Linked DNA regions of Mus musculus: region 2 is linked to region 1. A link is a loop called in an ENCODE intact Hi-C map of the cell type or tissue named here. Cell type or tissue: heart. All regions are shown on one strand. Each heading gives the region's core, and the rest is flanking DNA. Links, peaks and the distances in the headings are about the cores only. Region 1 overlaps Col26a1 (collagen, type XXVI, alpha 1). Region 2 holds the start of Cldn15 (claudin 15).

Region 1 (10,221 bases), core at 1,427-9,426:
GCTGTGGGAAACCACATGGGCAGAGGTTGGAGAAGAGAGCAGTGGCCTTGGTAAAGGCCATGAGTGGGTAGTGGCCATCCCTGCCCCTGGAGAGATCATTGTTTTACACCAACTACAGAGGCCAGTCTCCAGTCAGGTCATTATTTGGGCATGAGAGGAGGGTGGGTTCCAAGACGTGGATCACATAGGAGGCCTGAGCTGGCCCTTTGTGCTGCCAGAGAGCTGAAGAGTGGCAGGTGGCTTTGGGCTAAACAGACCTTCACTCTCCTGCCTCCTCCAGATGACAAATTCCTGGGTCCCTGTAGGTTCAGGGCCCTGTGTAAGCCACCGTCTTTACCAAAGTTCACCACTGTCTCTTAGGACTAGGGACAAAGGTCCCTCCCTTTCTTTCTATTTAAGTTTTATTTAGTTTGTGTTGAGGTAGGATGGGGTAGGGGTGGGTAGGCAGGTGTCACGGCACACACGTGACAGTCAGAGGACAACTTCTGAGAACTGTTGTTTTTTTGTTTTCCTTCCATCATATGGGTCCCTGGGGTCAACCTCAGATTGTCAAGCTTGGCAGCAAGCACCCTGAGCCAGTGAGCCATCCCACCCACCGGCCCTTGCTACCTCTGTCACCTGAGGAGATTCTGAACTGGAAATCCACACCTTGCCCGGCTCCAAGTCCGGGTTGACAGCATTTCCATATGTGGGGAAGATGTTGAAGCCAGAGCCGAGGAACGTGATGATGGGGTCTGGGATGCATAAAGCACACCCCTCCTGTCATCTCCTCCATCCTTGCAGAGCCTCCAGAGGCCCAGCGGGGGCGGGGGGGCGTTATGATGTTTTTACTTTCTCATGTCAAACTCGAGGCCACTGAGCTCAGAGGAATTCTGGGAATCACTCACAGGGCCTACGTGTGAAGGGCTGAGTCTGGATTGATTGATTGATTGATTGATTGATTGATTGATTATTTATTTATTTATTTATTGTAAGGATTGAATCTTGGGTTTCATGTATCACTGATCCACGCCCCCAGCCCCTCCCTGGGGGATTCTAGGCAGGGGCTCTACCACTGAGCCAAACTGTATCCCAGTTGTTGTTTTGTTTTTGTTTTTGTTTTTGTTTTTAAACAGAATCTCACTAAGTTGCCCAGATTGGCCTTGGATACATTCTTTAGGTCAAGTTTTTGACAACAGGACAGACTCAGTGGTAAAGTACTTGCTTAACACGCATGAGGTCCTAAATTCAATCCTAGACCACAAAATCCACCCATCCACCCACCTACACATTCACAACCCTCCCACCCACCTACCCATTCACAACCTTCCCACCCACCTACCCATTCACAACTCTCCCACCCACCTACCCATTCACAACTCTCCCACCCACCTACCCATTCACAACTCTCCCACCCAACTACCCATTCAGACACCCACTCACTCACCTACCCACCTACCCATCCATTCATCTATCCACCAACATACCCATCTACCCACCCACTCACCTATCCATCTACCCCCACCCCACCCCCACCCAATCCACCCACTGGTCCACCCACCTATCTGAAAGAAAGGAAATAATGACCCAGAGTCGTGTTCTACTGAAGAGAAACCTGCTGTCTGTCTCAGCAGCTAAGAGAAATCCTGGTCAGAGTCCTGAGAGGCAAGAACTTCATGTTCCAGAGAGACACCAAAATCAAATTGGCAGGAGGGAGAACCTGAGGCAAAGAGCTAAAGAGCATACATGGAGGGTGTTGACGATGATGTATAGGGCACCCCTCAGTGCTGCGGAATAGCAAAGAAATCATGAGTTCCAGAAGAAACCAGCCCAGCCCCACCTTCACATGGCTTCCCTGGGGAAGCAGTGTGAGAAACTGAGGGGATAGGATTGGGGCGGAGTTGGGAGGGCGGGTCAGCAAACGCCAGGACAGAGCTGCTGGCGGGGGTGGGGCGGTGGAGAGGCACAGGGGACAGGGCGGGCAGGGTCAGGAGGATCCCTCGGGCTCACTGCCTGACCTACTCCATCTAATTGGTGAACTCTGGACCAATGGAAAATTCTGTTTCAAAGGAGATGAATAGTGTTCCCGAGAATAATACATGTGGTTGTCCTCTGGCACACACGCACTTGCATGCACTTGCACGCGCGCGTGCGCGCACGCGCTGGCGCACTCACACGGGTGCAGAGAGACAGAGAGAGATTAAAAAGAAGGGACTGGAGAGATGGCTCAGCAGTTAGGAGAACTTGCTGCTTTTGCAGGGGATCCATGTTCTGTTCCCAGCACCCACATAGTGGTTCACAGCCCCTGCACCTCTGATTCCGGGGGTCTGACGCCCTCTTCCGGTCAATTTGGGCACTGCATACATGTGATATGCATACACTCTCGCAGGCAAAACACTCAAATACATTAAAAACTAATTTTAAAAGAGAAGAGAAAAAAGTAAAGAAACGAAAGTTTTTTAAAAAACTAAGACAAATACCTCTTTACATCTTATTACTTACTTATTTATTTATTTATTTATTTACTTACTTATTTACTTATTAAGTGTGTTTGTGTGTGTCTGCATGCCCTCACAGGCCATGGCAATCCTGTGAAACAGGACAACTTGTGGGAGCCAGTTCTCTCCTTTCAGCTTGAGGGTCCCAGGGATCACATTCTGCCTGTCAGCATTGGCAGCAAATGACTTTACCAATAGAGCCATCTCACCAGCACCAAATAAACTCATGGATGGGGGGAAAACAGGCCAAACAGCTAAGAGATGGACAGGCATTTGCCTGAAATGGCCTAGTCACCATAGGTGACATGCCAGACCCTAAGTCACCGGTGTAGGAAAGAGCTTCCTGCCCACCTTGCTCCAGTTCTTGTGGCTCTAAGAAGTTTGTGTGTACGTGTGCGCATGTGTGCACATGGGATGTGTGTGCATGTGTGCATGTGGGATGTGTGTGTGCATGTGTGTGCTCACATATGTGCATACGAGATGTGTGTGCGTGTGTACATGTGTACATGGGGAATGTGTGCGTGTGTGTACATACACTGGACCACACGTAGAAGTCAGTAACTTCCCCTCCTTCCATCTTGTTTGAAACAGTAAGCTGCCAGGCTGGCCTAAGACCTTCTGTGCCCAGCTTTTTCAGTGGGCTCGGGGAGTCCACTGAGGTCCACCCGCTTGCGAGGCAAGCAAACAAGAGGCCTCTCTCTTGACCTGTCTCCTACCCTGGAAGCCAAAACTCCTGACTTGTTCATCCATCCATCCTTTTGACCAATCTTCCAGGCTGGAGAAGATCATGGCTCCCATTAGAGGTCAAAGTCTCTAGATGAAAGTGCATTTCCCCCCCGCAGTCTTTGGGACAGATACCTCAGTCCTCCGTGATGGGGCCCTCAAAGTGCTGCCTCTGGTCTCCCTGCTGATTCTGCTGTGAGCGGCCGGCGGCCTCTGTCTCCTGCATATTGCGAGCACATGTGCTTACACACACAGGCCTATTCACAGTACGCCAGTGCTGAAAACCACATTAAAAATGAAAATCTGAGGAGAGGGAGGCACTCTGTAACATGCTTTATTTTATTTTCGTTCAGACCTGGAAAGAAACTCGCCTTGGCTGCTAATCAAAGAGGTGATGGGAGCCTCTTAGCAGAGACCAAAGCGTCCCTGCCTGTCTCTTGGGACAGTGGCTCTGGCTTGAAGCAGTTGAGAGAGGCTCCCCCAGACCATGGCTGGTCTATCAGCTGGACTTTTTCGTGTCGGCCTGGGTTCTCCTTCCATGGGACATGAGATCCCTTCCCTCTGCTCTCCCAGCCCATGTTCCAGAATGCAGAAATGGATTCTGGGCTAGGGGTGGGGTTGGGGGTGACCAGACGGACCTCCATTTACTTCTGGAAATGCAAACCCTTTTCAATCACTAGGACCTCATGGAAAGAGTGTATTTAAAGACCTTGGCCCAGGGGGCTGGTGAGACAGCTCAGGGGGTAAAAGTGCTTGCTTACAAGCATGAGGACCTGGGTTCGGATCCCGCATAACAAGTCAGGCATGATTCCTGGGATGCCTTTAACTCGAAGACTGTGGAGGATGGCTGGAGCTTGTAGGTTGCTATCCTGGCTGAAAACACAAGTATCCGGGTTCAGGGAGAGCCTCTGACCTGAATAATAAAGCCGAGAGAGAGAGAGAGAGAGAGAGAGAGAGAGAGAGAGGAGGGAACATGGCATTCTTCCTAGGGCTCCATGTGCATGTGTGTGTATGTATATACACCACACACACACACATATGTGCGCATGCGCGCACACGCACGCGCACGTGCATATACCCCTACCCCACAGGCATGGCAGTGTGTGCTGTAATTTGAGCACTGAGGAGGCAGAGACAGGCAGGTCCCCTGGACTTACTGGCCGGAAGCGTAGTCTACTTAGTGAGTTTTGGTTCAGTATGAGATCGTGTCTCTAAATAATTACAGTGTCTGAAAAAGATGACAGCCGAGGTTGTCCTCTAGCTTCTGTGTGCCTGCCACGTGCGCGCGCACACACACACAAGCACACATATGCACACACAAAAAAATAAGATATTAGGTGAGGAGGTGGACAGTGATTCCAAGTCCCACGGTGGTAGGATGGGAAGGTGTTCTGGCTGACTCCAGATCTGTACTGTAGAATTTGTACCAGACCTCTGAAGAGCCTCAGTTAGACAGACAATGGTCACAACACACTAAGATTTGTGCCCCTGCATCCTGGCCCTCCCAATGTCCAGCATCCTTCCTGTGTGCTCCATAGTCCCTTCACCCCACACACATTGAGAAGCTAAGCTCTGAGTTGTGGCTGTAGCTCAATTTGGAGAGGGCTTGTCTAGCCTAGATTTCATCCCCAGCACCACATACTGGCACATATAGACACATGTCCGTAATCCCAGCACATGTGAGGTGTATCCAAGAGGGTCAGGAATTCAAGATACATAATGAGTTCAAGGCCAGCCTGGCCTACATAAGAACCTGTCCCAACAAAACAAAACAAACAAGCGACTCCCCTTTAGCTCCCTAGAAACACTTCTAATTCTTGCTTGATGACAAGCACCCCATTTAACTAACCCATTGGCTACTGAATCGCAAATCTCAAAGCCCTGCCTAGTTTTTTGCTGCTATTGTTTTTTGTCCGTTGCTAGCCTGTTGTTCTGCTGTCTGTGGGGCGCCTTTGAGCCACCTCAGCTGCACTAGTTGTCACCCCATCAAGAGTAAGCTGTCTAGCTCCACTCTGCTTGGCTACAAGCCAAACAGCAACTATTGGCGAACACAGATGTCTTTGTGCAAAGCCGGCAAAGACAACCTCTCATGGAGGTGCGTGGCTGCCACCTGCTGGACGGATGTGGTACTGACCATAGGAATTCATGGGACCTGGCTGGGATTGTACAGGTTCAGCGCCTGGGTTCAGTAACCTTGGACCTGCTCATATCTTCTCTTCCAATGACCCGGAGCTATTGCTCGCTCACCAGGGGCATGTGAACATGGCAGATAGGCATGTAGAGTACTTTAGAGACAGAACCCCTCCTGTAGAGATGGCTCTGTGGTTCAGCTGATGGAGTGCTTTCCTATAGCTCAGGAGGCCCTAGATTCCGTCCAGCACCGTGGTGCATACCCTAATTCCTGTACTGGGGATGGGGGAGGCAAGAGGATCAGGAAATTAAAGTGGGCCTTGGCCACATAGGGGGTTCAAGATCAGTTTGACCTAACTGTAAGATTCTTTTTAAAAACAACAGCAAAAAAAAAAAAAACAAAAAACAAAAACAAACAAACAAACTCAAACTTCAGTTCCAACAGAGTGCATTCTTTCTTTTAAGAACAATCAATTTCTCACCTATAAAATGGGAATACTGATAACACTGGTAATACCTTCCTTGTAGGGATGTGGTGAAGTTTATCTGGTGAATATTTGTTAACTGCTTAAAACAGGATCCAGGGTATAGCCTGGTGGATGCTCACTTGCCTAGTAGATGCTCAGCTAGCCCTGGATCCCACCAATTGTATTGTCATGCATGCACACCTAACAGTATATATTAATGTTAATGCAATTCAAACGGTAATTATTATCAAATATATTTCATATATTGATGTGATGTGTAAAGAGAAGACAGAAGATACATACATAGTGAACAGAGACATAGATATAGCTAATAAACATGGTAGGTAGATCTGTAGACTGAAAATAGATAATAGATAAATGATAGATAGAAAGACAGACAGATGATAGATAGACAGTGATAGATAGATAGATAGATAGATAGATAGATAGATAGATAGATAGATAGACACGTGACACATGATCGCTAGGGCCTGACCATCCCACCCTGCCTCTTATGAATGGCTTTCCCTTGTAGCTCTGAAAGTTTTTCATCACAAGCTGGGTGGCACCCCTCCATTCTGCCTCCAGGCTGCCCCTCCTAAGGCAAAAATCTTACAGCGGCTGCCTTAGGCCCTCAGGTGCCCTTTTGTTTGTGGGGATGTTGTGTTTTAAGACTGCTACCATGTAGCTGAGGTTAGTCCTCCAGACTCAGCCTCTCAAATGCTGGCATCACAAGCATGCACCACCATGCCTCGCTTTAATGCCTTCTGATGCCTCTGAGCTGTGAACCCGTCATCTGCAGGGACAGAGCCTCGTTTGGCTCTGAATTTCCAGGACCTAGTTTAACTCTGATCTCAGAAGGGAGGTTGAATAATACAACATGGAGACAGGCCTGGGTTCCATCCATTGCTTGTGATGCCCATGTCTCTGTATGTGTTTGCACTATACCTACATCTACATCTATTTGTGGCTGTCTGTAAGGTGCTAGCTATGTAAGCATGAGGATTGGAATTTGATATTCAGAACTCACATGATGGTTATGGCTCTGTGCACTTTGTAAATCCAATGCTGGGGGCCGGGTGGGGGCATGGAGAGACAGGTGGATCCCTGGGGCTTATTGGCCAACCAGCCTAGTAATTGCTCTGCCTCAGATCCCAGTGAGAGAGAAACCTGATTTCAAGAAAACAGGGTAGACAGTTCTGGAGGAAAGACACACACACACACATACACACAAACACACATGCATACACTACATGCATATATATATACTCATATGCACATATACACACAAAGGCCTGACATAAACTGACCACCACAGAGAGCATTGTTGTCTTCTGTCACTGAGTTAATGAGATTTCATCTCAAAAACAAAACAAAACAAAACAAAAAAAACTCTAAAGCGTGCATAACAACCTGGTGTGCAGCACATTTGCAGCTCAGGACACTGGCCTTTGAGGTTAAGTTGCTTGGGTTCCCTTAGCCAGGAAAGGGGTTCTATCTGGGTTCTAGCCGAAGATGGCTGAGTGCAGAGGTTAGGTTGGCCCATGTCCTGGATGCCTTCCTGGGGGTGGGGTGGGGGACACTGGAAAGCATGCTGGTCTCTGGGGGTTATTAGTCCCTGCTCTCCTATCCCTCAGAGGACTAGAGGACTGGACACCAAGAGTCCTGCGCTTCAGTTCCATTTCTGTTGATGTGACAAAACACTAGGGAAGGAGAGGGTTTGCTTGGGCCCTAGAGGTCACAGTCCATCACTGAAGGAAGTTCGGGCAGGCATTCAGGCAGGAGCTAGAAGCTGAAATCATGGAGAATGCTGCTTACTGGCTCACTCACAGGCTCATGCTTAGATAACGTTCTAATACAGGACCACTTGCCCAGGGAATGGAGCTGCCCATAGTGGGCTGGGCCCTCATATCAATTAATAGTCAAGACAACCGCATACAGATATATCCGCACAGACCAATCTGATCAGGGCAAGTCCTCAATTGAGACTCCCTTGTCAACATGTCTATGAGGTGTCATGTTGACAGGTAAAGCTAAGATGACAGGTGTGCCATCAGCAGACCGGGCCCAGACCGGGCCCAAGCTCCAGCTCTGCCCCTGGCTTCTGCATGTCACAGGAGGGTCGCTAACCTCTCCAGACAGCTTCATCGTGCTACCATCTGCCTTTGGGGAGTGGAGATTTTGTAAATTGACTCCAAAGACAAGGTGTCCTTCTGAAGTAGTCTGGGGTGAAGCGTCTATGGAAAGTCTAAGAAGCTTGGTGGTTGTCCCTTCGACAGGAAATGAAAGCCCGGAATTGAATGGCTAAATTTCAAGTGAGAAAGGACACTGTTTTAGAACAAATATGGGTGCCTTCAAACACCCATAATTGTAAACTGGAAATGGCCATATTTGAAGTCAGAATCAGTGTCATTTAAACCGGAAGTGTGGTAGCTTCACATCAAATTCTGTTCCTTCTGCGATGTATCTTTCTCTGTCGTCTCTGACGTAGAGCTCGTACACACAAAAACAAAATGCCTAGGAAATTCCATTTGGATGGCTTTCCTTCCTGCCTAGCTAAAGGAGAAAGCTGGTTGTGTTTCTCTGGAATTGTTGGGGAAATGTATTAGTTGAAGACTCTAAAAAGAGATGGCCGTTCTGTCGCCAGTTTGGAATGCTGAAACCCCGTATACCCTCAGCGTCTCGAACATTCTGGGTTTTCAAGCTCAACTGATGAAGTCTATGCAGACATTCTTGAATCTTAACTCCAAAATTTTGAGACATTTGTAGTCCCAAGTGTTTCATTTATCTAAGGGAGATGGGACAAGTCACAATAACAGACTTGTCTGGTTGGTTTTAGAATAACTTACTGAGGCTCGAGTCACACCAAGCAAAACTAAACACGTCAACATGACTGACTTGAATGTGTTTAGTTACAATCACTACACTGTTTAGTTGCTACCTGTATCTTGTCCTAAACTGTTTCTATTTTAAATTTGATTGTGTGTGTGTGTGTGTGTGTGTGTGTGTGTGTGTGAGAGAGAGAGAGAGAGAGAGAGAGAGAGAGAGAGAGCATGTATGTGCAGTAACATCTCATTTTGGGAATTCTGGTTTATTCGAAGCATCTTTTCATGTGTTCGTTGGAGAGACATCTATACAGAAATGTCTTTTTAACCTTTTCAATTTGAGCTGTTGGGGCAACTCAGTGCTCAGGAATGCCTGATGCTCTTTCAGAAGACCTGAGTTCAGACCATAGCAACTATGTCAGGCTGTTCAAACCACCTCTAATTCCAGCTCCAAGGGATCCGTGCCCTCTTTGCGCACACACACACACACACACACACACACACACACACACACACAAATGTTTTTTTTTTCCGAATTGAGCTGCTTGCTTTTTTGTTGTTGACCTATATAAGATAGGATCTGAATATTATGATGTCATTGGTCACATGACTTATGAATATCCTCATTCTATGGCTTGTCTTTCCACTTTCTTTGTGATGTCTTTAGGAATGGAAGAGATTATGTTTTAATTTTAGTCTTAGTGATTTCCTCTTAATGTTTTATCCATACTAGATCTTTCTGTAAAGTTGTGGTTGGTCTAGTACTCTGTGTGTACTTAGACTGTCCTGGAACTTATGGCAATCCTCCTGCCTCAGTCTTTTGAATGGTAATATTTCAGGTGTATGCCACCATTCACAGTTGACAAAAGTGAGCTCCAGGTTCAATAATAATAAACTGGAGGGGCTGGAGGTGGCTCCGCAGTTAAGAGCGTGCTTGTGCTGCTCTTGCAAGGGACCCAGGTGAAGTTCACACCCATGCCAGGGGCCTCACAGCTAGCCGTGTAACTCCAGCTCCAAGGGCTCTGAAGCCTCTGGCCTCCCAGGGCATTTGTATTCACGTGCACATATGCCAACAAAATGAATAAATGAATCCTTCTCTTTTTTTAAAGGTAAGGTGGAGGGAAATGACTGAGGAAGACACTGGGGAATGGACTTCTGGCCTCCACACTCATCACATGCAAATAAAATTACAAAAGGAGGGATTTAGTTAAATAAACAAGGTCAAGGTCTTAGACTTTAGGGGTCACATAGCCCATTTTGCTAAGAATTAGACAAAACCATCTGTCTTGTTCACTAAAACCAGCCCCCTACAGAGACTCTTGCTTATTGGGATCCTAGAGGGTTCTATCATCTCATTGAATCTAGATCTTAGGTCTTCCAGATAAGATAAGATGGTAGGATAGAGAGAGCCTTAATCCCACTGGGCCTTGGTTCATGGTGTGTGTGTGTGTGTGTGTGTGTGTGTGTGTGTGTGTGTGTGTGTTGCTCTCCTCTGTTCTGCTCCCTCCTCCTCTCCACACTCCTTTGTTTCTCTTGGTTTGGCTTTACGGAGCCAGGGTCTCCTGTAGCCTGGACTCACCTGAACTCACCTCGATCTGA
Region 2 (10,221 bases), core at 1,227-9,226, 180 kb before region 1:
TGACAGCACACACACATTCATGCAAAGACTGCATCATTTAAAATATCTTTATTTTAAACCCCAAACCTTCAAACACACATGCACCTACCAATGCCTGTTCTAGATCAACTGCCCCTGTGTGAGACTGTGAGAAAATAGGTCAAGAGTCAACAGAGAGGAACTTTCAGCAGGCCAGGAGCATCACAGCTATTAGCAATCTCCTGAGGTGGGTGACTCAGATCAGTTGTTAGTGACTCCCCCTTTCAAATCCTTTTGTTGAGAATGTGTGCATGTGTGTAGTCTATGTACAAGTCTGTGTGCCTGAGAAGGTGGGAAGAGGGTTTCCAGCTCCCTGCTCCATCGCGCTCCACCTCATTCCCTTAAGACTGCGTCTCATATGGAGCCTGGAGCCAGGGTGGAAGCCAGGAAGCCTCAAGAATACCTCAACCTAGCATACTTGGGTTGCAGGATTGTATCCATGGCCTGCCATTTACACAGGTTCTGGGGATTTGAACTCAGGTCCTCATACTTGGGTAGCAAACACTCAACTCACTGAGCCATCTCCCCAGCTCCCTGACACACTATCTCACTAGATGAGACAGCCCCCAAATTGGGCAGACTTGACAGTCTGTGGTTTGAAAAGGACTCCCTTATGTGGCTGTGACTCCATGACCCCTGGTGCCCCCTGAACAATCACAATATACATTTATTCATGCACACATTTATATGGAGTCACATGCTGCAGACACCTCTGTCCCCTTGTGTCCAGCTGTAAGAAGCAGGCAAGTTGCCCCTGAAGCTTCTGTTCCAGGGAGAGGCTGAGTGCCAGATAAGGTGTGCCTAGAGTGGGTAGTGGCTTCCAGGCACAGGGTGAGGCCAGGAAATTTGGCCTGTCCTGAGGTTATTAACTGGAGACTGGTCTGCCTGCAGGTCCTGGAGACAGTGGGACAAGAAATGGTGTCCAGCAGGCCAGAGCTTCCTACACGTATGCGTTTTTGCCATATTTACCGAAGCTGATGTCACTCTCATCCGAGGTGGCACGGGGTATCACAACCGTAGAAGGCTTGTAGGGAAGCCCAGCCCTGTGGGATGAAGAGGAAGGTGGGGTCACAGGGGTCATAGGATGCTGTGGTAATCACTCCATACCCTCCTCCCGCTCATCCCCTCACCTGGTGGCTGGTTCCTCCTTGGAGGAACAGCAGCAGGTGGAGAAGACACAGATGCCGCCCAGGATGGAGAGCAGGGAGGCACTCCAGCCCAAGTAGAGGGCGGGGCCCAGTTCATACCTGGAGGAGTGGAAAAGGTGAGTGCCAGCCCAGAGGAGTGTGGGCTGAGACCCACCTGCTGTCCCCAAGGGTGGGTTCCTCACTTACTTGGTTCCAGCATACAGTGGGTTGAAGAAGTCAGTAGTGATGTTGACGGCGTACCACGAGATAGCCACCATCCCACAGGCTCCTGGAGAAAAAGGTCTGAGGATCTGGTCCTATGTGCCCCTCCCACGCCACAACCCCCCCCACACACACACACACACATACACAAGCAAGTGAGCTACGAGGGGCTTGAGAGACGGGCAGAGCAGGAGCAGGGACGGAATGTCATGTCCAAGAGTAATGCTTCCTTTCCTCAGACATGGTCAAACTCCAGCCATCAGGTCACACAAGTCCCAGGGGATCTTTTTAAAGACAAGATCTTAGGAAGCCTAGGCTGGCCTTGAACTCACCATGTAGCCTGGCATAACCTTGATCCTGTTACCTCTGGAGAATATAGTCACGAGCCACCACAGAGTGCACGACTAGCCTTCAATCATATGGAGGGACTAGAATTTAAAAGGATTCCCTGGGAGACAGGGAGAACAGCCATGGCTGGGTAATAAAGAAGACCAACTTCTTCCTCCCTTCTGGACCCGAGACAAAAGCCTGGCAGCTTAAAACAAAAGCCTTGTGGACTTTCTTCTCCTGCCAGCACACCGCACTGATGGACTGACTCAACAGTCCAACACCCGATCAGGATATGTTACACAACACCTGAGGGCCCATCAGTCTACCCTGTCTTTCCTTCCAACTGACCAACCCTAAATTAGGAAGCATCTTCAGACTGAAAAAAAGAAACAGCCAAGCCTCAGCCCGTGACAGCCAAACCTCAGCCCTTGACAAGATACTGGACTTTCGGCGTCTCCAGCCCGCCCTGCTTTGCAGTCTTTCTCTGTGTGTCTGCCGCATGGTTGTATTTCCTTATCACTAATAAAAGCTTTTCCTCTACTGCAGATTCATTTGCTGTGTCCAAGATTTCTCCACTGCTCTCTGTCCAGCATGGGACTTTTTCCCCTGCCATTTAATAATTCTTTAACTGGCAGAGAACATGACCTAATCATGACCCCCAGATGCTAACAATCCACATCTTGAAAGCCCAGCCGTCCAAAAAAGTCTTTCCTGCCTCCGACATCCCTGTGGTTTGTCACTTACCTCCAGCAAACTGGCTAAGGGAACTTGCCAAGCCTTCAGAGCTAGGAAATGGAAATACCCCCCACTCTGTGTTATTTAGTGTGTGGTGTATCCACCTGAGTGGAGGTGCTCGTATGAAGGCCAAAGGAAAACTTCCCAAGGCTGGTTCTTCCCACCTACTATGGGGGTCTCTGGATCAATCTTGGGTCACCACAAAGTGCCTTCACTCTCCAACCCTGCGTGGTTTATCATGAAGAAGTGAAATGTGTGCAGAAATGAAGTAAGCTGGGCAGTAATGGGCCATCTGTATATCACTACTATGAGTGAGCATGTGTGTGTTATGTGTATGTGTGATGTGTGTGTATGTGTGTATATGCTGTGTATACGTGTGATATGCATATATGTATGCATGTGTGTATATGTGTGTATATGTGTATGTTGTATATATATATGATATGTATGTGCATATGTGTGTATATATGTATATGTGTACATGTATATGTGTATATATGTATATGTGTATATGTATGTGTGTACGTACATGTGTATGCTGTGTGTATGTGTGATACATATGTTGTATATATGTGTGTATGTGTATATGTCTGTGTTGTATATATGTGTGATATGTATGTGCATACGTGTGTGTGTATATGTGTATGTTATATGTATATGTGTGTGTATTTATGTGACTCTGTCTGTGTGTGTGTGTACATGCCCTGACTCTGATCTCTCAGCCAGTCATAAGCTCTGGAAGGAAACAGTCTCTCAGATCTGCCTGGGCTTTGGCTCAGATGGGAGCAGAGACAACCCTACCTTCGACAGTGAGTTGTGGTCTAGAGATCTGCAGGGTACAAACAGGGTGGAGAGAGGGGAGAGCTGAGGCACAGAGGGCTGGGGTCAACTGAAAGGGGAAGGTGAGACAAGCCCTGAGATACCCCCCACCCCGTGGGTCCACTCTGTCCCCCATTACCAGCAAGTATGTGGAGGGTCCCTGCAATGGCCAGCAGCTTGGCCTTCTTGGAGAGATCCATGTTGCCCACGTTGGTGCAGCGGAGTCCCACCATGCCTAGAAAGAGGCCCAGGAAGCCCAGGAGGATGGCGGTGATCATGAGAGCCCGGCAGCCCTGGACATACCCTGGAGAGTGTACAGTGGGGAAGCCATCAGCCTTTTCCTGCTGGTCTCTTGCACCTGAAACTCCTAGGACCCTCCCCCTTCAGGATCCATTCCAGACTCCCTCCTTATTTCTTTTGCTCCATCTTGGCTCCTCTTCTCTCACCCGCAGCCTAACTAAGCCTCATGTAGCCTAGGTTGGCCCCTCTTCTCTCATCCTCAGCCTAACTAAGCCTCATGTAGCCTAGGTTGGCCCCTCTTCTCTCATCCTCAGCCTAACTAAGCCTCATGTAGCCTAGGTTGGCCCCACACTTGTTGTAGTGGCTGAGCATGACCTTAAGCTTCTCCTCTGGTCTCTGCCTCACGGTGCTGGGGTGACGGGCACACACCACCAGTTCTGGGTTATATGATGCTGGGGATACAACCCATGTGTCCCTGGGGGAGCATAAACAGTATCTATCCCTTCCTCTGGAGGTCCCAAGAACAAACCAAAGTAGGACACCACCAAATGTCACGTTGGGTGACAAGTTTATCGAGCCACCTTACAGAGAACATGAAAAACCCTTACTGGCAGGAGGATGGCTAGCCCCAAAGTAGCCACAACGGAAAGTCTTCACCCAGCATGGATGATGGCTCCCACAGCCACAGAATTGAAGCCTCTTCCCTAGTCTTCCGCAGCCTGTCCATCCTAGCCTCTCCCTGAGGTATTAGGCCTCATACAATTAAGGCAGAACTGCAAATGTTTGGAGAGGTGATTAGACACTCAAGTGAGGGCTCAATGACTCTTCCCATACTCTCCTTTTTCTCCCTCCCTCCCTCCCTCCCTTCCTCCCTCCCTTCCTTCCTTCCTTCCTTCCTTCCTTCCTTCCTTCCTTCCTTCCTTCCTTCCTTCCTTCCTCTCTCCTACCCCACAAGACATGGTTTCCCTGTGTAGTCGCTGGCCATCCTAGAATTCGATACACAAAACTGGTCTCGAATTCAGAGATCTGCCTGCCTCTGCCTGTCTGTCCATCTGTCTGTCTGTCTATCTATTTATTTATCTATCTGCCTCAAATTTGCTACATAGCGCTAGGCATGGTGGTGCATGCCTTTAATCCCAGCACTCGGGAGGCAGAGGCAGGCGGATTTCTGAGTTCGAGGCCAGCCTGGTCTACAGAATGAGTTCCAGGACAGCCAGGGCTATACAGAGAAACCCTGTCTCAAAAAAAAAAAAAAAATGCTACATAGCTAACTCTTGATCCTCCTGCCTCAGCCTTGGTTTGCTGGGATTACAGGCCTATGCTACTATACCCAACACCTTGAACACTGGGTTGGAGCTGAGTAACCAGCAGGGGGCAGCAATGATTCAGGGCAGAGGGTAGAGGACCATGGAAGTTGGAAACCTGGGCCTAGGAACCCAGCCCAGTCAGTTCAGCTCAGAATCTTTTGGTGCCTTGGTTTCCCTTTCCCCAAAGCTGAGGGAAGCGTCTGGCTCCTCCTCCTGGTTTTGATGGTTGCCAAACACTCTCAGGAACCTTGTACCCCTTCTCTGGGTGGGGCCCATAGTGCATGGTGCATGGTGCAGAAGGCAAAAGGCTTGGGTCTCTGCCAAGAAGAGATGAAGGAGCCTGGAGTTAAGAGGTAGGGAGGGGGGACAAAGGTCTCTGAGAGGACGTTATGACTCCCAGCCACACCTTCTAGAGAGTTCTCCCACCAATTCTTTTTTTTTCCCCATAGTCCCCTCCCTCCCACCAATTCTTTATGTGCAGAGAACGCTAATGGACAAAGGAAAGATGACTGAAGGGCCTATGGGTATGTGGATCCAGAGAGTGGTTGAATAGAATAGAGACTGCACAGGTGTGAAGTCATTAACTGGTTGTTAGGCCTGGCTTGGTGAGTTATGCCTGAAATCACCACAGCACTGAAGAGGTTGAGGCAAGAGGGCTGCATGTTCAAGGCCAGCCCGGGCAGCTCAGCAATATTGTCTCAAAATGGAATATAAAAAGAAGGTTGGCACTGTAGCTCAGAGGTAGAGCTTTTTGCTTGCAATTCCCCAGTGAGGGCTTGGGGTAGTTCTTAGTGGTATAACCCTGGCCTAGACTCCTCCACTGAGGGACAGAGGGTAGCTCAGTGGTATCATGCTTGTCTGGTATATGTATATATATGGTTCTGACTTTAGTCTCTAATATTGGGTGCAAAGGGGGCAGGGCGATCCCTCTTGGAACTCAGTAGACCATAGAAGAATAAACTGGCTCACGGCTTACACACAGTAAATAGAAATCACAACTTCTCTCCACTTCCTCTGCCTCTAGACAGGCTGCTTACCTCTGCAGAGTGGCTGCACTTTGACAAAACGAGGTTAACGGTGTAAATATATCTGAAAAGCACAGACTGCTAAGGGAAGGGGAATGTCCATGTAAAAGGAAAAGCTACGCATGGTAGTGCACACCTGTAATCCCAGCACTTGCAAGGCTGGTGCAGGAGGCTCTTTTCCAGTTCAGGACTAGCCTAGGCTACATGAGGTCAGAGATTGGACTACATAGCAACACCATGTCTCAAAACAATGTGTGTGTATGTGTGTGCACACGCGCGCACGTGCGTGCATGTACACACACACACACCAAACCAAAGAACATAACTCCCTCCATTACCCCGAGCAAACTCCATGTGGTTTTCCTCCAAATTCAAGTTCTCTTATGGGCAAAGAGCAGCAACCCCGTGTGAGACCCCCCTACACACACCAGGCTCACAGCAAAATGCCCTCTGCACACCAGGGATGCAGCAGGCTGGCCGGGCGCTGCGTTGACTCTATGCATGGTCCCCTCTGGCCACTTATTGCTCTGAGTTTGTGGCCCAGAATAGATTCAGTTTTTCCACAGGTTGGGTATGGAGCATAGTCAGCAGTCCTAGCTGCTGGCTACCTCAGGAGAGCTGGGGAAAGCGGAGTACCAGAGATTCACCTAGACACCATCTCAGCTCAGAGCATCTTCCAGATATGAGGTCATTTCACAACGTTCTGTTTGCCACCCTGGGCAGGTCTCAGATTCCCCTACCCACTCACTCACCACCTGCAGTTGGGATCCCAGAAAAGCAAGACCAGAATCTAGTGTCAGGAACAACCAGAGAGGGTTCATGGTCATCGACTCTTTGTATCTGTAGTGTGGGGACAACTGGGAAGTCTAGTGGATGCCCGGGAGGTGATGGTGTGGACACGCACATGGCAGAATCAGTTTGGGGAGCTACTGTTTGGTTTGGATTGGTGCACGTGTTATGTGTGTTTGGGGATCCCTTGGGGGAAATGATGGGAGGGAAGGGAGGAGGTGTTGTGCGGTGAGCAAGAAAGGGGCAGGAGAAGGCTCCAAAGAAGGGCTAGGCCCAAGGTAGGCTGCAGGCTGCAGTCATTTAAGACCATCAAACAACACAAAACACTCTGAGCCCCAAATACACTTGTGCAGCCGCATAATGGCCTCTCCAGCATGCATCTAAACTTCCTAGTAGACTCCCTTCTGTCTGGAGTTTCAGCAGAGCAGGGAGACCCCCAGACGGTGGATGTTTGGAGAGCTATTGAGGGTGGCGTTCAACCAGCAAGATGGGCGTCTTGGTCTCACCCCTGCCAACTGAGCCAACCCTTCCCAGAACAAACTGCTAAAATACAGTCAACATCCCGTGCGCGCCTGCACGCTGCGTTGCTGAGAAGCCCCTTGACCACCAGCACACTAGCACCATGACGACTCTCAGCTTGCAGGTGGCTACCACCAAATTCATTCCATCCTTTACCTAGAGCTAGCAAAGACCCAAATCACATCTGGAAGCCCCCCTCAGCTGGCTGAGGGTCACACTTGAGGGCAGGGAACCGTGTGTAACACTCACACCTGTTCCATTCTGGGTCATACAGCACCCTTTTCTGTAGCTGTCCAGAACCAAGAGCTTCATCTGAAATCCTTGTGTCCCAAAGGCAACTACCTCCACCCTTTCCTCAAGGATCACTCCACCTAGCTCCCCAACCTCTCTCTGTCCCCTAGAGCCTCCCTCACCCCATACCAGAGAGGGCCAGCATGGACGGAAAGTCCCAGCAGTTGGAGACTCCCAGGGAGTCGGTGGCACAGCTGTACCACAGGTTCTCAAAGATGGTGTTGGTGGTGATGACGTTGCCATGGACCGTAGACACTCTCCAGTAGCTGTTTGAAAGGGTCAACCCCAGCATCAGCAGTCCCAGGGCTGACATGAAGAAGCCGAAGGTCTCCACAGCTACCGACATGCTGGGATGCAGGTCCCCCAAGGGGGCTTGAGCCCCAGGGATTGAGAGGGAGAGTTGGCACCTCCAGGTGAATTCCGGGGGCTTTGGCCCAAAAGGGATGTCACGGAAGACTGAGGAGGGAGAAGGCTGAAGGAGCGCTCATCCAGCTGCGATTCTTGTCTGCCGTCTTCTGGAGGTCAGGTCTGAGTGCCTCTGCCTGGTCTCTGGGAGGCTCTGCTTCCTGGCAGGTCAGAGGAATGAGCCAAGCCTGCTCCGCTCCGCAGCTGTTGATTGTGATGGAGGGAATAAACGGGCCAAAAGTCCACCCCCTCCCCCGGCCTCCGGCCTAGCCCGAGACTCCCCGCCCTAGGAGTGGGGAGGCTGGACTTACTAGGAGACTTAGGGATACAGCCAAGGAGCAGCCCCCAAGGGAGGCATTAGGAATCCAGGGGAAGTGGCCTGTCTCTGACTCAGCTGTCACCAGGGCCAGGGAATGAAATTAGAGGGACAAAGAGTTTTAGGTACCCAAAAGACCAGAGTGTCTAGAGAAGAAACCTTCTAACAGGCCCACCACAGGCTTCCATGATGGACTAAGAGAGCCTGAGAGCAACCTAAGACGCTGAAGACCCTACAGATGGGACACTAAATTGCCAAGGACCATGGAGTTTGAGTTGGGGGTGACAAGACCTCTCAGCCCTGCCAACCTGGATGTCTTTATCATAGGGCCCTGGGCTTGGATTTTTGGCTCTCAGCCTTGTTGACACAACATTATTGCCTTTTGGGTTGTAATGGGAGTTGGGACCACAGATCATAGCTCCTGGGCACACTCCCATTGCCCCAGCGGCTGCTTGGATCTAAATGCCACAGGGCTGAGGTGAGGCCACCGAATTCTACTTTCCTCCAAACTTCCTGAACTTGAATTGCCCCTCCAGGTGCCCTTTGACTCTTCGGTCCTGAGTTTGATCTTCCTGCCAAGGGTCCAGGGGCCCAGAGTGGGGGGCTGAACATAGGCCTAAGGCATAATTCTGGTTAATCTCTCTCCCTGTCCACTTACTAGGAACCATCACCAGCTCTATTAATCATGATAAGCGGAAACCTCTGGGTTCCCCACCCCACCCTAGCTGAGCACCTGTATGAACATAGATTCCCTTGTTGACTGCTTCCTGGTCTTGCTTGTGAAGTTGGCCCCAGGTTCCCTTTCTATGTGAGACAGAGCTATGCCCACCATGGCTCCCCATCCCCTCCTTCTCTGAATTAGGCTCCTCCACGCTCCCCTCAGGTACCTCCTCTTGCCCCCCCCCCCCCCCAGCGAGCCTGCCAGGGGCTGTGGAATGACAAGAATGCAGGAAAGTCAAACAGGCCCACGCAGAGCCTGGCACAAGGGGCATGGGGTGAGCTCTGTGAGATCTCTGCCTCCCATCCCACAGGCTGGGGCTGGGGTATCCTGTGCCCAACAACCCCCACGGTCCCTGCCATCTCCACACAGCTTCCTCTCTCACCCTACGTCATCAGTGTCCCCTGAAGGAGAAAGATTGGGCAGAGGAAGGGGAGGGGGCAGGAAGACAAAGGGAGGGAAGGGTGGGGTTTGGAGGAAGCCCAGTGGAGGCCCCTGCAGTGGAAAACTCCCAGGCAGCTGTGTGGGTCAGAGGAGACCAGAGTCATAAATCGCAGCTCTGTCCCTCTGCTCACTGTTCTCTCCCAGGATTCTGGGGCGGTGGAAAAGCCGTGTCCTCCAGCGAGGTTCCTTGTTCCTTCCAAGTGGATTCAGGATAAGGGAGGAAGGAAGGGTGTGGGCTAAGATGCTGGCAGAGGAACCTGGAGTGGGGCAGAGAGGGCTGCGGTGCACCCGGTGAACCTGGTCTCCCTCAGCCAATGCTCGCTCACACACAGAGCTTCCCGAGCCACGGCCCAATTTTATTTACACTCATTGCAAAGCATGACAGGGTTAAACGACAGGTGCAGGGGCTAAGAGGCTGGGGGTCATGGAGACTGTAGAGGTAGACTACAGGGGTGCAGGAGAAAAGGGAAGGCGATGGTGAGGATGGACAGGCCCCTCTTCCAGTGTCCCCCAGGCTCCTAGGCGTCCCGGGGCAGAGAGCAGGTGAGGCTGCCTTCAGGATTTGGACTTGGAGACAGCCAGTCCAATGAGTCCAGCCAGGCCTGCCACGCCCAGGGCCATGCCACCAACGATGGCCATGCCTACCAGTCCATCTGGAAAAGGAAGAGGGAGGTGTGAGCAGACCAGTCCCGCCCCAGGCTCCTGACCACACTCCCCTCCACAGAAGCGGGGCACCTGTACCCAGAGTCTGCGGGTTGGAACTCTGGGGCTACAGAGACCTTGGAGGGTAGGTCTGATGAGGGACTCTGTGTGTGTGTGTGTGTGTGTGTGTGTGTGTGTGTGTGTTCCCAAGGGCCCCGCTGGGGAGGAGGAAGAACAGCCAACAAGAGGCCTGTCACCTTTCTTCATGGCCTTA

Evidence for each region. Peaks named below come from ENCODE experiments on the same cell type or tissue, not always from the same donor. Only the 100,000 strongest peaks of a DNase experiment are listed, where the experiment ranks them.
Region 2: a loop joins it to region 1, with 4 times the contacts of the local background. A loop is called at or near these places in 4 of 42 quality-filtered maps.

Annotation. Positions count from the first base shown.
Region 1 is chr5:136,786,089-136,796,309 of GRCm38, reverse strand. All of the region lies in intron 3 of Col26a1 (collagen, type XXVI, alpha 1), which reads left to right. Among named protein-coding and RNA genes, the nearest start is that of Gm30654, 35 kb to the left of the region's middle. In heart, for the core only: no CTCF peak of the experiment used is centred there; a DNase peak (open chromatin) is centred at 5,209; H3K27me3 peaks cover 333 bases.
Region 2 is chr5:136,965,654-136,975,874 of GRCm38, reverse strand. It overlaps Cldn15 (claudin 15), which reads right to left and starts at 8,006. Exons shown (of 5, transcript NM_021719.4): 1 at 7,552-8,006; 2 at 3,391-3,555; 3 at 1,353-1,434; 4 at 1,149-1,265; 5 at 30-1,061. The coding sequence starts at 7,768. The coding sequence ends at 959. Fis1 (fission, mitochondrial 1) reads right to left here. Exons shown (of 5, transcript NM_025562.3): 4 at 10,205-10,221; 5 at 9,641-9,958. The coding sequence ends at 9,861. In heart, for the core only: a CTCF peak has its summit at 4,856 (motif pointing right); DNase peaks (open chromatin) are centred at 4,884, 7,192 and 8,104; H3K27ac peaks cover 1,138 bases.